Regions from separate parts of the Homo sapiens genome. Here regions 1, 2 and 3 are each linked to region 4. The links are chromatin contacts, found by Hi-C or POLR2A ChIA-PET in ENCODE. All regions are on one chromosome and are shown on one strand. Each heading gives the region's core, a stretch centred on a gene start or an enhancer-like site at or near the end of the contact. The rest is flanking DNA. Distances are from core to core; before and after follow the strand shown. Region 1 overlaps LOC124901329 (a long non-coding RNA gene). Region 2 overlaps PAQR8 (progestin and adipoQ receptor family member 8). Region 3 has its middle 39 kb from the start of GSTA2. Region 4 overlaps TRAM2 (translocation associated membrane protein 2).

Region 1 (3,434 bases), core at 291-2,790, 230 kb before region 4:
TGTGGGCTCTAAGAGATCAAGCATCTGGCTCTATGAACAGAGAACAGATGACCTGCTTTGGTTCTCCAATATTGATTCAGTTTGACCTGCATGGTCTGGGCCAGGGAAGCCACCTGCTCAGCCTCTTCACTCTCAGCCACAAGCACAGCAGCAATGGCTCTCCTTTGCAGGACAGCTTGTGCAAGATGTTGCAGTCCCCCCTGAGCTTGATGCTGAAAGCATGCTTTGAGGGTGGTGGAGGCCTTTGAGTTGAGTTGGGTACAGTGATGTGTGAGTGTGTGTGACTTTCCTAATAAAAGTCAATGAAATTTTCCCCCAGGTAACCGTGGAAGCTCAGGGTTGAGTTAGTTGATGAATATCAGGCCTTCCATTATGAAGTGAATGCAGGTATGAATGAAATTATATCTGTGTAACCACACATCAGTATCTTCCCTCCATGTTCTTACAGAATCAGTCAGCAATACAAGAGCCAAAGTAAAACAGCTCAGAGAAAATAAGACTCATTCTTAGTGTGGATATCATTCTTTTCCTCACACAGACTTCCTCTCCTTAATGACCCCTTCCTTCTAAAGGACTTTTCATTTTTCCTGGCCTTCTTGTAGCAGGACGAGCCACAGACAGAGCTCCTCAGACACGGAATTAAAGAAGGAAGGAATTTATTCGGCTGGGAGCATTGGCAAGACTCCTGTCTCAAGAGCCAAGCTCCCCAAGTGAGCAATTCCTGTCCCTTTTAAGGGCTCACAACTCTAAAGGGGTCCACATGAGAGGGTTCTGATGGATTGAGCAAGCAGCGGGTATGTGACTGGGGGCTGCATGCACCAGTAATCAGAACGAGACAGAACAGGACAGGGATTTTTACAATGCTCTTCCATACAATGTCTGGAATCTATAGATAACATAACCAGTTAGGTCAGGGGTTGATCTTTAACTACCAGGCCCAGGACGCGGCGCCGGGCTGTCTGCCTGTGGATTTCATTTCTGCCTTTTAGTTTTTACTTCTTCTTTTGTTGGAGGCAGAAATTGGGCATAAGACAATATGAGGGGTGGTCTCCTCCCTTATTCTGACTCTCTTCACCAAGCAAACACATTGGCAAAATTCTACAGAAGTCTCTCCCACACACTAAAATCAAGGAGTGCCCTGAAAAACCAAAATAAGGGCCGGGCACAGTGGCTCATGCCTGTAATCCCAGCACTTTGGGAGGCCGAGGCGGGCGCATCACCTGAGGTCAGAAGTTGGAGACTAGCCTGACCAACATGAAGAAACCCTGTCTCTACTAAAAATACAAAAATAAAAATAAAAAAAAAATTAGCCGGACGTGGCGGTGCATGCCCATAATCCCAGCTACTAGGGAGGGCTGAGGCAGGAGAATCCCTTGAACCCGGGAGGCAGAGGTTGCAGTGAGCCAAGATTGCATCATTGCACTCCAGCCTGGGCAACAGAGTGAGACTCCGTCTCAAAAATAAAAATTAAAAAAAAAAAAATTGGCAAAATTCTACAGGAAGTCCCTCCCACACACTAAATTCAAAGAGTGCCCTGACAAACCAAACTGCTTCACCAGTTTTACTTGCCCTGATCATCTAACGTCCCCCACAAGCAGGCACATGAAGATGGTTAGTTTTTTGTTTTGTTTTTGTTTTGTTTTAAGACAAAAAGCCAAGACCTTTTTCAATCTCGGGTTTCTGCCTTTTAGTTAAAAAATTCACTCTATATTTCAATCTATTATGAGGAAGGACCTGCTTGACAGGAGTGAAAAAAAAATCAATTATTCCTTAAAGTTTTCAGAAAGAAAAACCACATGGAAGAATAGACTTTAACATTAGCATTGGATATTTCTAGATCTCAGCGCTCTCACATTGCCAAGTCACTTGGAATGTCTAATCAGCTGCCTAATGGAGGAACTGAGACTGCAAAGCATTCTTGACACACCACTGCAGTGCTTTCTCTTTCATACTGCAGTGCTTTCCTGCTGTTTCTTACTTAATGAAAATCTACTTCCATAATATCATGATGTGTTTTTTGAGCTGCTCTTTCTCTAAGAGCTGGTGTCCATCCTAGGTGGGGCTAGGAGTCAGAAGATGCATGCATATTCTAGCTCCAAAGGGTGTGTGACCTTAGGAAAGTTACCCTCCCTTTCTCTGTCCCAAGTGTTCTCCTTATAAAACAAGCATGTTGGACTCACCTAATCCTAACTAAGGCCTTTAGTTGCTGTAACATCTTAAAATTAATTCAAAAGACCAGATCTCACAGGATCTCTGCTAAGATGGCTATAACTTGTCGTCTTAGAGATTGTTTCTAAGGTAGTAAAATAAATACAACGTGGTAAATATTATGAACTCAGCAACGCATTCCACAAATATTTATTGAGCCCCTTTAATGTGCTAGGAATTATGACAGGCACAGGAGATGAAGTGAGACAGCCATTATAGATACTAAATCTCATGTTCGTTATCGGATCAGCAGCTTGGAAAAAGAATCAGTACTTTGTCATTTCTTTCTAGGTAGCTGTTTGTGACTGGAAAGTCTGTGCTTGTTATTGCTGGCAAATTCTTGACGTGGGCAGGACTGCATATTCTGGCACTTAGGACTTTAATGATTTCCATGAATCTTTTCATGTAGTAATTAAACATATTTCCTAAAATTCTATCTAGGTGGGAGTCACTGCCACCACCTTGAGACTTACTGTAGTCTCATTGTAATAGTATGCTTCCTGTCTACCTGTCTGAAAAATTACTCTATTACTGGACTTTTTGGCATCTTCCACTTGAAAATGACAACTTAGCCAACCGACAGTGATCAAGAGGAAATGAGAGTTTCTGTTCTCCTTTCTTTGCCTTATGATTTCTTTTGATGTAAGACATCATGATCCGACTTTAGCAATACCGCCTCTTCATCGGGCTCACAACTCTGTGCTACATGAATTCCTTTGCTTCCTCCTTAGTTATTAACTCAAGTTACCATCTTAGATGGCAGGCCTTTTCATAAAGCCACTTAAAGTCCCTCCAAGCAGTGCTAGACTGCTCTCACTGGACCCCACCAGGAGAGGTGGAGGTGGAGGGGAGCCTTAGGCTGATTCTTCCCCACCCCATTTTCTACCTAGGAGCAAGGCCTGCTGCTGCTTTCTATCTGTTCATTGGTTGAGACCTTTCCATCTGTTAATTGCTTGGAGAAAAGAGGAAGAAAAACAAGGGATCTTGGCCCCTGCCCTCCTCTTAAATCGCCATCCCCTACCCCCAACACCTTAAAAAAATGATAATAAAGTACATGAAGACAGTTTGAGAGCTTTAGGTTTCCCACTGAGGTTTGGAGCTTCTCTCATGGGAACCGGTCCCCAGGCTGCATTCACGAATTGCTCTCATCTCCATTCTCCCACAGGTTTGTTCTCCACCCGTACCCCCCACCTCGCCCGGCTATCTTACTCCCTGCGATTTCTATA
Region 2 (3,363 bases), core at 543-3,042, 150 kb before region 4:
AGTGATTCTACATTATGGTGAGTTGTATAATTATTTCCTTATATATTATAATGTAAAAATAATAGAAATAGGCTGGATCCGGTAGCTCATGCCTGTAATCCCAGCGCCTTGGGAAGCCAAGGTGGGCGGGTCACTTGAGGTCAGGAGTTTGAGACCAGCCTGGCCAACATGGCGAAACCCCATCTCTACTAAAAATACAAAAATCAGCTAGGTGTGGTGGTGCATGCCTGTAATCCCAGCTACTTGGGTGGCTGAGGCACAAGAATGGCTTGAGCCTGGGAGGTGGAGGTTGCAGTGAGCTGAGTTGGCATCACTGCACTCCAGCCTGGGCAACAGAGCAAGACCCTGTGTCAGGAAAAAAAAAAAAAAGCAATAAATGTAATGGGTTTGAATCATCATGAAACCATACTCCTCAACCCCCAGCCCCCATACGTGGAAAAATTGTCTTCCATGAAATTGGTCCCTGGTGCTGAAAAGGTTGGGGACCACTGACCTAGATGAATGCCTAGATGAATGGTATTACTGCCTTTATAAAAGAAACTCAGGAGAGCTCCCTTGCCTCTTCTGCCATGTGAGGACATAACAAGAAGACAGTCATGTTTGAACCAGAAGTGGGCCCTCACTGGACACCAAATCTGCTGGTGCCTTCATCTTGGACTTTTGCAGCCTCTAGAAACTGTGAAAAATAGATTTCTGTTGTTTATAAGCCACCTAGTCTTTGATATTTCCTTACAGCACCCTGAATGGACAAAGACAGAGGGCTTAATAAGACATGATGAGTTCTACTTCAGGCTGTCGCTAAGCTTCACAGGGGAGGGGTTATATCTGAGCCTGAATTTGAGAGAGAAGTGGGTTTTGCCAGGCACAGCAGGCTACAATAACATTGGCGATGTCAAGTGTGTGGCTTGTTCAGGCAATCAGGACAGTCTGTTCTGCCTTTTGTATGCAACAAGAATAAAAACGAGTTCTAACAGTGCTCCAGTGTTATTTTACATTATGTTTCTCTGCCTGGCCCCTCCTTTTCCTAAGTCTTTGCTTAGGCATTCTTGGTCATAAAAATGACAAATGGTAGGAGATGATAGACCAAAAACAAGCTGATGGTTAGAAATTCAGCCAGCAATTTAAATATTGGTGCGGATACCTAGCAAGTGGATGAACCACACAAATAAATAAGATCCAACTCAAATGGTGTTTTCTTTTGAAAACCCACATTTTCGTTTTCTTAGATCTCACTGGTTTTTACCTTTAGAAGCAGGCAAAGGATAGTCATTCACTTTGTTTTTGAACAATGATCTATTGACACATTCTGGGGACATCTTTCCTCTGACTGTTTGCTGATAGAAATAAAGCATAGGTAAGCCAGTGTTCCTGTCTCCAGAGGCTTGCAATTCAATAAGCAGAAGAGAGAAGGCTCTCTACACACACAGTAGTGAAGTAATGGGCAAGCCTGATGTTCTCCTTACCAAAATATGTGGAATAGATAGATAAGGGTTGGGGGCGGGGGAGGAATCAAGATGGCCTGGAGAAGGCTTTGTGGTGATTTGGAATTGAACTAAGGCCTTGGAGATATCTAAGGAGAAATGAAGAATAAAGTGACTTGCTTGACTCTTTATAGCAAATAAAATTGCTGGGTCTTAGAACCACCAGGAGAGTGTACTGTTGTCACTGCAGAAGAGTTAATGTTTAATTGCTAGGGAACACAGCTTTCTTTATATGGTGCTCCAAACTCTAGCTCGATTTGTTATCTGATTTTCTGCTGTGGAAAGGGCATTTCCAAGATTGATTTCCTGCCAGTGGAAATGAGCAGCTCTCTTCACGTTCACCCGGGTTGGCCCGGGTCCCAGCTGGTTTGCAGATCAGTGATGAAGCTTCCTGCCGGTGAGAAGCTAGATCTAGTTGAGAGGTTGCCTGACTGAAGCCAAACCACACCTAACGAAGCCGATAGTTACACTCATGTAGAAAGTCCAGGGAGACACCTGTCCCTAGGCTTTAATTAGTGGGAGTTTCAGACAGCAAAGTTTACCTTTACTCAAACAAGAAGCCTCAGAAGAACATGATCTTCACACCTGAACTGTTGATTGCCTGGAGACTGCTCAGTGTGTTCTCCCAGTAAATTGTTCCCAGCTCCTCTGACTTCTCCCACTCGACAGATTAAACACAGATACTATTTATTCCATGTGGCAGATGCATTCTCTGTCTGTAATGATGCATTTTGAAACCAGTACTTTCTCAAGTGAGATTAGCTGAGATGTGGAAAGTATAGGAAGTGACAGAACAGACAGAAATTCTAGCTAGAGGGTTCTAGTTAGATAAAGAGAAAAAGGCACTCAGAGGAAATTTGCTCTGCTCATCTTTCCCAGGGCACAGCAACAAATTAAGGCTGTCTTTTCTTTCTCCTCTTAGGAATATTATAGGGCACCACAGAGGAAAAGATTCATAAGTGGAGAGCTCACTGAGCCCAGAAGGACACATCTTGCTGCCAGATCTGTGGCAAAAAGGTGTACCTTACTTTTTTTTTATAGGCACGGTTCAGCCGTACCACAAACCCACATGGTCAGGAAGTGACTCACGTATTAATGCCGTTTGAGTTTGTGTGCTGTGGGGAAGGTCTTTTGACAATATTGTGTATACTGGCTTTTCCAATCTAAGAGAACATCTTTGCTGCATTAACAGTAGATGTTACATATTTTTTTCCCTTTAAACCCCCCATGACCAATAGCTTACCCTATGGCAAGTATAGTTAGGTTACTCGTAATAATTAATTTGGTATGCTAACTAGTTGAGCTCACAGAAAAATGCAAGTATGGGTGTATTCCTTTATAATGCTGGGGTGTTTCTTGGGGAGGGTCTTAATATTTTACCAACTTAGGTTTTACCAATTTTTGCATATTTATGTCAAATATTCCTATTTGCAGAGTAGTACTAACTTTTGCTTTCCAATTACAAAAGTAGTAAATGTTTGTTGTTAAAAAGTACGATAATGATAGTATTTCCAGAAGAAAAGTAAAATTCCCCACAATCCCTTCATGGCAATAGCTATATTGTTTTGATTATATGCACTTCCATACTTCATCTGTACCATGTTTGTATGATTACAAAAATAGGGCTGGGCGGAACACATACTTTAAATTTGTTTTTTCCTTTACATGTCTTTGACTCATTTATTCATTCAAGAAATCTTTTTTGAGAATGTACAATGTGCTAGTCCATCACTTTTCTAAGTGCAGTGGAGACTACAGTGAAAAACCAATGGAGCTCACATATCATGTGTATCTTTGTATAACAATAAATGTAAATATGCTAGTTATTTTAATAAGTGCATAGTATTCTATTTTATAGATTTATCTTAATTTACACAATCAA
Region 3 (3,769 bases), core at 1,191-3,690, 190 kb after region 4:
TCACAGGACTGTGCTATGGAGGCAGGAGGGCTGTCCTTAATAACTTGTTATTTATTTCAAGAAAATCCTGGCCTTTTGACATGAAGCAGGACTGGGTGGGATCCATGTGACAACATGTTGGCAAAGAAGATATATAAATCATGAAACTAAGAAAAAATGAGCCACAGGAAAATCTGAGCACTAGTGCTTGGTGAAGGGTGGGAGACTGCGGCAGAAAGTTGCTGATGGAAAGGGAGCTTGGCCTGGTATTTGCAGTATAAAAGTTAAAGATAGACTGAGAAAAGACCTTGAAACTCATAGAACTAAGATGATTAGTTCATTGATTAAGAAATTAAAATTTGGCCGGGCGTGGTGGCTCATGCTTACAATCCCAGTACTTTGGGAGGCTGAGGCTGGAGGATCACGAGGTCAGGAGATCGAGACCATCCTGGCTAACACGGTGAAACCCCGTCTCTACTAAAAATACAAAAAATTAGCCGGGCGTGGTAGCGGGCGCCTGTAGTCCCAGGTACCCGGGAGGCTGAGGCAGGAGAGTGGCGAGAACCTGGGAGGCGGAGCTTGCAGTGAGCCGAGATTGTGCCACTGCACTCCAGCCTGGGCGACAGAGCGAGACTCCATCTCAAAGGAAAAAAAAAAAAGAATTTAAAATTCAAGACTTTGAGAGAGGAAGTAGAGCTAGAATGCAGACTACTCAAGTTTTGGACGTGAAAAGAAAGAAGGAAATAGCAAAAGGGAAAACTAGCCAAGGATAAAGAACTTTAAAAATTTGTTGTGGAGTGTTTCTTGGTTTCTTCTGAGGAGTGTGGGTGCATGGCTAAGAAGGTTAGGACAGTGGAGGCCTGGGCCTGTTTCTAAGCAGAAGGAAGCCTTCCAAAGGACAGAGGCAGCTGAAGAGACCAGCTGGAGAGCAGAAGGATTGTACAGCTTGCTTATGTACATAATAGATTTGTGATTGTTTATTTGCATCTATTGGTTTTATTACTGTATTAGGGGATATAATTGATACTTTAAAATATATGTGTATTTTATATAATGTATTATATGCAATATATTATATATATATGAAATATTGAGACCAGCCTGGCCAACATGGCAAAACCCCATCTCTACTAAAAATACAAAAAATTAGCTGGGCGTGGTGGTGGGCGCCTGTAATCCCAGCTACTTGGGAGGCTGAGGCAGGAGAATCACTTGAACCTGGGAGAAGGAGGTTGCAGTGAGCTGAGATCAGGCCACTGCACTCCAGTCTGGGCGACAAGAGCGAGACACTGTCTCAAAAAAAAAACAAAGTGTACAGAGTTAAGTGTACAACTGGATAAGTTTTTCAGTTTTGTTTTTGTTTTTGAGACGAGACTCGCTCTGTTGCCTCCAGGCTGGAATGCAGTGGTGTGACCTCAGCTCACTACAACCTCCACCTCCTGAGTCCAAGTGATTCTCATGCCTCAGCCTCCCAAGTAGCTGGGACTACAGGAGTGTGCCACCACACCCAGCTAATTTTTGTATTTTTAGTAGAAATGGGGTTTTACCATGTTGGCCAGGCTGGTCTTGAACTCCTGGCCTCAAGTGATCCGTCTGCTTTGGCTTCCCAAAGTGCTAGGATTACAGGAGTGAGCCACCACACCCAGCCTCAATTGGATAAGTTTTAACACACATATACACCTATGAGACTATCATCATAATCATGATACTGAACTTATTCACATCCTCATGCCCTTTGGAAATCCCTTTCTTCTGCCTGGCCCCATACCACTCATCTGCTTTTTGTCACAATGAGTTAGTTTGCATTTTCTAGAAGTTTATATAATTAGAAGCATACAGCAGGTATTTTGTTTGTTTGGTGTCTTTCACACAGCACAATTATTTCAAAATTCATCTGTGCTTTTTTATGTATTCATTCCTTTTTTTATTGCAAAGTAGTTGAATTCTTTTCCTGTGGCCACTCTAACAAATTACCACAAACTAGGTGGCTTAGACAGCAGAAATTATTCTTGCACATGTCTAGAGGCTAGAAGTCCAGAATCCAGAGGTCAGCAAAGCTGGTTCTTTCTGGAAGCTCTAAGGGAGAATCTGTTCCCAGCCTCTCTCTTGGTTTCTGGTGGCTGCCAGCAATCTTTGGTGTTTCTTGGCTTGTAGCTGCATCGTTAGATTCTGCGTCATAGAAATGGACAGTGGAAAAGGAAATACAGAGAGACTCATGGATTAAGGTGAAGAGGATGAGGGAATAAGAAAGACAAAATGGAATAAATTGGAAGGGGTTAAAAGGAAGTGAGGAGAACTTTGCACCTCTGCCTTTCAGTCAGCATTTTTTAGTTGTTCTTTTGGCAATTTACTCCAACTTGGATTTAAAATTTATGAGAAAAAAAGTCTCTGTTCCAGCAAAGGGATTGCCCAACCTACTGTGTCAGTCTAACGCTGACTCCATGACTGAGCACCAGATGGCGCACTGCCCAGAGCCAAGGGACCTCCCTGGTGGCTGTAAAGAGTTCAGTGCACAGACTCAGCCACTCTTAGGTGACTTTCCACAATTGCAAATGAAACTGAGCTCAGCCTACTCAACCTTCCCTTCCTCTTTTAGATCACTGAGAAAGTCTACTGTCCCAACCATATGCCCTTTTTCGGAGCAAAATTTCTCAAAACGGCTGCCGGTAGCTGCTGTCTCCTCTACCTCACGTCCCATTTTCTCCTCAACCCACTCCAGTCAGGCTTGTGTCCCCATCTTCTCTCCTCGGGTCAGCAGTAGCCTCCGTGGTACCAAATTCAATGTCCACTCTTCCATCCTCTTGCCGGACTGTTGGCCTCATGATGCCACACTTTCTTGGACTTCCTTCTACTTCACTGACCCCTCCTCTTCAGACGCCTTCGCTGGCTCCACCCAGCCTTCTCTTCTCCAACTGCTATCTCCCCCGAGGCGATGTCCTCAGCCCTTCTCTATCATCAGAGGTGTAACTTCCAATACTAGGTCATAAAAGACATTGTAGTTTCCCTCTTGCTTACATACTCCAGGGGAAGTTAGCTGCCATGTCCTGAGGACACTCAAGCAGTCCTACACAGAAGCAGGCATGCCAAAGAAGTGAGATGTATTGCCAACTTTCAGAGAGGAACTGAGGCCTCTGCCAACAGCCATGTGAGTGAGCCATCATGGAAACAGATCCCAGTCAAGCCCTCAGCTGACACAGCCTGTTAGTGACTTGATTGCAGCGTCCTGAGAAATGCTGATTCAGAACCACCCGGCTAAGCTGCTCCCAGATTCCTGACCTTCAGAAATTGTGTGAGATAATAAATATTTATTGCTTTAAGTCCCTAAACTTCGGGGTGAGTTGGTATATAACAATTGATAACTAATACACCCATGCTGGCCTCATCTTTCAATACTTCCTCGCCTTGCTCCCACAACACTAGTGTACCTAAAACACACCCAACTTGTTCCTGACCAACACCCTGTCTCATTGTTCCCTCTGACTAAGACCCTCGCTCACTGGATCTTCTGGTTCCTGTCATTCAGGACTTAGTCTTTCCTGGCATTCTCTGTGCCTAAAACAATTCAGGGAACAAAGTAGGTGCTCTATAAACTTTTATTGAATAGAACTATGAATAAAATACTTTAAACAGTATTTATTGGAACCATAATCCTTGAGAAGATTTTGTCAATTTCTGAGGTTAAAGTCTAATTTTTCTGCTAGGTATACTTAGCTGCCCTGTTGACTTAGAATGTTGCAACTGTATTCAAAGTTTCAAAGGACAAATATATTGAAACAGCTGCTGTGTGCAG
Region 4 (3,400 bases), core at 111-2,610:
GGAGGCTGCCAGAGGCTGGTTGAAATATCTAAAAAGATTGTACACAGCTAGGCGTGGTGGCTCATGCCTGTAATCCCAGCACTTTGGGAGGCCAAGGCAGGTAGATCACGAGGTCACGAGTTCGAGACCAGCCTGGCCAACATGGTGAAATTCCTTCACTACTAAGAGTACAAAAATTAGTAGGGCGTGGTGGCACACGCCTGTAATCCCAGCTACTTGTGAGGCTGAGGCAGGAGAACTGCTTGAACCTGGGATGTGGAGGTTGCAGTGAGCCAAGATTGTGCCACTGCACTCCAGTCTGGGTGACAGAGCAGAGACTCCGTCATGGGGGAAAAAAAAAAAATTGTACACAGATGGGGAAAAGGAAGCTTTCCAGGTCCTTCAGGGTTAACAGGGCCAGGAGAAGATGGAGACCAGTGATTCTTACCTGCTGTAGGCACGCTAATGTTATACTGAGGTAAAATAAATAGAAAGGCAGTCTTGGCTGTGACCTGTAAAACAAAGGAAAAGAGTTCCAGTTTAGCTTTTGGCCACATCAAAAGAAACAAGTGGAAGCTGCTAACCGCCCCTTTTACATCTTAGACCCTCAAACCTCTTGACTGAACGGTTCTGCCTAATGCAGAGTTAGCATTAGTTTTTGTTCTATTTTTCTTTAATGACATACCTCTCAATACCTGTACCCTGGGACTCAGATGGTATCTAGACTGGTACTCACTGCAGATGAGATGAAACAAGCTGTGCATGGCAGGACAGGAGCTCACAAGTGAATAGTACAAATTTGTCAGCCATTCGTTCATTCAGATATTTATCAGTTTAGTTCTGTGCATCAGCATTGTGGAAGACAGAAACTAATAAATAAAGTCACAACCTTCAAGAAGGTTAGGACCTAGCTGAGGTTTCCACAGCACTTTGGCTGCCTGTGCATTGGAGAGCAGCCCTGAAAGTCGACACCTGAGCTTCAGAAACAGAGAATTCCAGCTGCTAATTTCACATCTACCTTACTGGGAGGCATGGGGCCAGAAGTAACATCCCACATTCCTGGTTTGTTTATTTCAAAAACTGCCTTTAAAATCTTAGTTGTGCTGTGAAACAAAAAACTGTGGTTGCCACCTAGTTATGAATGGCCAAATCAGTACTGTGACAGTTTAGCCAGCAGGGGAGGGATGACAAAACCTGGGGGTTTGAAGGTTGGACTCAAGAATCGACTACCTGGGTTCAAATGCCAGCTCTGCCATTTTCTTGCTATGTATCTACCAGCAAGTAATCTTATACGCTGAGCCTCAGTCTGCTTGTCCATAAAATCAGGGGTGCTTGTAATACCTCAGCTAGTTTGGGTACTACAGACTGGTGTGGCGCTGGCCCAGCTGCTAGCGTTGTTCAAAGCTCCCCAGAGGTTTCGGATGTGCAGGTGGGCCTGAGAACCACCATCCACACTGTTCTGAAACCTGCAGCAAGGCCAGGTGAGGAGGCAGCCCAGGACCAGGCCTTTCCCAAGGGCCCTCTGGAGACACCTCGTCAATAAAGGGGTGCTGGTTCTTCTCTAACAGAGGTTTGAAGGATGCACATGTGAGGGATAGGGTGGAGGACAAACACACTGGACAGTGGCAAAGGCAGCATGGAAATGAGTGAATGATACATCACAGATGCCCTGTGTTGCCCAGACATGCCAGTGAGAGGTCACTATCCTCAGCTACCTCTAGAGACAACCCTCTCCTTTAAAGAGCAAATCTCCCCACTCCCCTGGTCAACAAGACCCATCCCATTCAGTGGGTGTCATTTACTCTGTACACAGAGATGCAGGACAAGACTTCTCGTGTCTTTGTGCTGCAGCCTTAGACATGTCCTATCAGGCTTGCAGGGAAAAACCCAAATGAGATTAGCTAAGAGGAGTGATAGAAAACACCAAGCCCTATCCGAATATACAGGTCTTCCTAATCCCCACCCTAAAACCTTATTACCTTTGGTCAAGACCTTTTTCAGTGTTCTCGACCTACCTTCCTGTCCAACTGCCTGTATTTTCTTTAGAACAGATGTGCTGGGTTTCAGCCAATATATTCTACTCACCACTTCCTTTGGGGAGTTTTAGCCACTCTCAGTTTGCGTCCTACCTTTCCTATACCCACCACCACACACACACAGCTCTCCTGATTAGAATCTCACACATCCCTTCATGACCCACCTCAATTGTAACCTCTGTGAAGCCATTCCCAGCTGTTCAAGGGGCATGATCTCTGCTTGCCGGATGCACTCTGTGTCATGCTCTGCTGTATTTATCATTTCCATACCCTTGTTCATAGTTCTCATCAGGCTCTCACCTCCTCCACAGTTCTCATCAGACTCCTCACAGTCCCACAGGCAGGGACTGTGCCGTCCCGTTCCCATTTATCCTCGCAGCCCCTCTTACGTAAGGAGCCCAGATGCACACAGTAAGTGCTCAGTAACGGCTCATTGCTTAAGATGAAAAATCAAAAGCCAAGTCAGCTTCACTCAGCTGTACTTATTCCCCCTCTGTCGTGGGAGCTGCCCCCAGTGCCATCATCCAGGCTGTCCTCTACCATCAACGGCCTTCTCTGTGAGACCTTTCCAGGCACTAAGCCACCTGAATCCAGCTCTGCCACAGAGCCCCTCCTGCCCACGCTAGCCATGTTGGCTCTCCCTCTCTGAACTCCACTCATATAGGTCATTCCTGGCCCAACCACCTAACACTTCATATTGTCTGACATGACTCCTCTGAAAATAAACCTCATCTTCTCAGCCTGAAATCCCTGTGAAGGAAGATCAGAGGAGTTGGAAGAAATGAGAGAAAGGAGGAGCCAGGAGAAAGCAGGCAGGCATAAACCAAACACTCTACCCTGCCTAGGCACATATCTCCCACTTGATTTCATTCAAGAAATGCACATGTCTTTTAGAGCACAGGGTGGAGACCTCTGTGGGGCTTGGGTTGTCTGCCATCCATTCTCCTCTCTTAATGGCACCAGGGTTTCCTGAGGGAAGCCTCTCTCCAGCTGTGTGTGGGCATAGGATGTGTGTGGGGTCACTACGGGGGATGGGAGGATGGAGGGGATAGACCCTCTCCTCAGGGCAGGAGCTGGGCCAACCGGACACCCTGCCCTGGGCTCTGGGTCTTGGGCGGGTATGAGGAGGTGCTGCTGGCCCCCACAGAGCCTCCTTCAGTTGGCCAGGGTCCACTTCTAGGACACATTATCATTCAATGGGAAGAGCACTGGTGTTCAACTCCGGCTGCACATTAGAATCCCTGGGGGAGCTTCTAAAATCTCTGTGCCTGAGCCACACCCCAGCCAATTAAACCAGACTCTTTGGGGCATGGGCATTTTGTCAAACTCCCCAGAGCATTCCAATGCGCTGCCAAGTCTGAGAACTTTTGCATTTTTTTTAAAGG

What was found. Hi-C counts contacts between places; a loop is a spot of excess contacts on that map. ChIA-PET counts read pairs that join two places held with the same protein, here RNA polymerase II (POLR2A). Pooled maps may share reads with other maps.
Region 1: a loop to region 4 is called in a map with no recorded cell type, with 4 times the contacts of the local background. The contact joins two enhancer-like sites. A Hi-C loop is called at or near these places in 4 of 37 single-sample maps with no recorded cell type and 4 of 50 pooled maps.
Region 2: a loop to region 4 is called in a pooled map, with 3 times the contacts of the local background. The contact joins two enhancer-like sites. A Hi-C loop is called at or near these places in 4 of 37 single-sample maps with no recorded cell type and 3 of 50 pooled maps. POLR2A ChIA-PET finds 5 or more read pairs at or near these places in 3 of 52 experiments (AG04449, HepG2 and activated CD4-positive, alpha-beta T cell).
Region 3: a loop to region 4 is called in a pooled map, with 2.4 times the contacts of the local background. The contact joins two enhancer-like sites. A Hi-C loop is called at or near these places in 1 of 168 maps with a recorded cell type or tissue (CD8-positive, alpha-beta T cell) and 1 of 50 pooled maps. POLR2A ChIA-PET finds 5 or more read pairs at or near these places in 2 of 52 experiments (BJ and PC-9).

The regions. Positions count from the first base shown.
Region 1 is chr6:52,303,256-52,306,689 of GRCh38, forward strand. All of the region lies in intron 1 of LOC124901329 (a long non-coding RNA gene), which reads right to left. Among named protein-coding and RNA genes, the nearest start is that of MCM3, 20 kb to the left of the region's middle. RefSeq lists a silencer at 936-1,230 and an enhancer at 2,886-2,955. Within about 2 kb of position 1,541, at least 6 of the 41 ENCODE cell types and tissues checked have a DNase peak (open chromatin) inside an H3K27ac peak, as active enhancers do.
Region 2 is chr6:52,388,024-52,391,386 of GRCh38, forward strand. The region is part of intron 1 of PAQR8 (progestin and adipoQ receptor family member 8); the gene reads left to right. Among named protein-coding and RNA genes, the nearest start is that of PAQR8, 28 kb to the left of the region's middle. RefSeq lists enhancers at 907-3,363, 2,033-2,242. Within about 2 kb of position 1,793, at least 26 of the 41 ENCODE cell types and tissues checked have a DNase peak (open chromatin) inside an H3K27ac peak, as active enhancers do.
Region 3 is chr6:52,722,176-52,725,944 of GRCh38, forward strand. No RefSeq gene overlaps it. Among named protein-coding and RNA genes, the nearest start is that of GSTA2, 39 kb to the right of the region's middle. RefSeq lists silencers at 268-382, 2,431-2,480. Within about 2 kb of position 2,441, at least 17 of the 41 ENCODE cell types and tissues checked have a DNase peak (open chromatin) inside an H3K27ac peak, as active enhancers do.
Region 4 is chr6:52,535,356-52,538,755 of GRCh38, forward strand. It overlaps TRAM2 (translocation associated membrane protein 2), which reads right to left. Exons shown (of 11, transcript NM_012288.4): 2 at 428-491. Among named protein-coding and RNA genes, the nearest start is that of TRAM2, 40 kb to the right of the region's middle. RefSeq lists enhancers at 1,615-1,664, 1,845-1,934, 2,185-2,244. Within about 2 kb of position 1,361, at least 3 of the 41 ENCODE cell types and tissues checked have a DNase peak (open chromatin) inside an H3K27ac peak, as active enhancers do.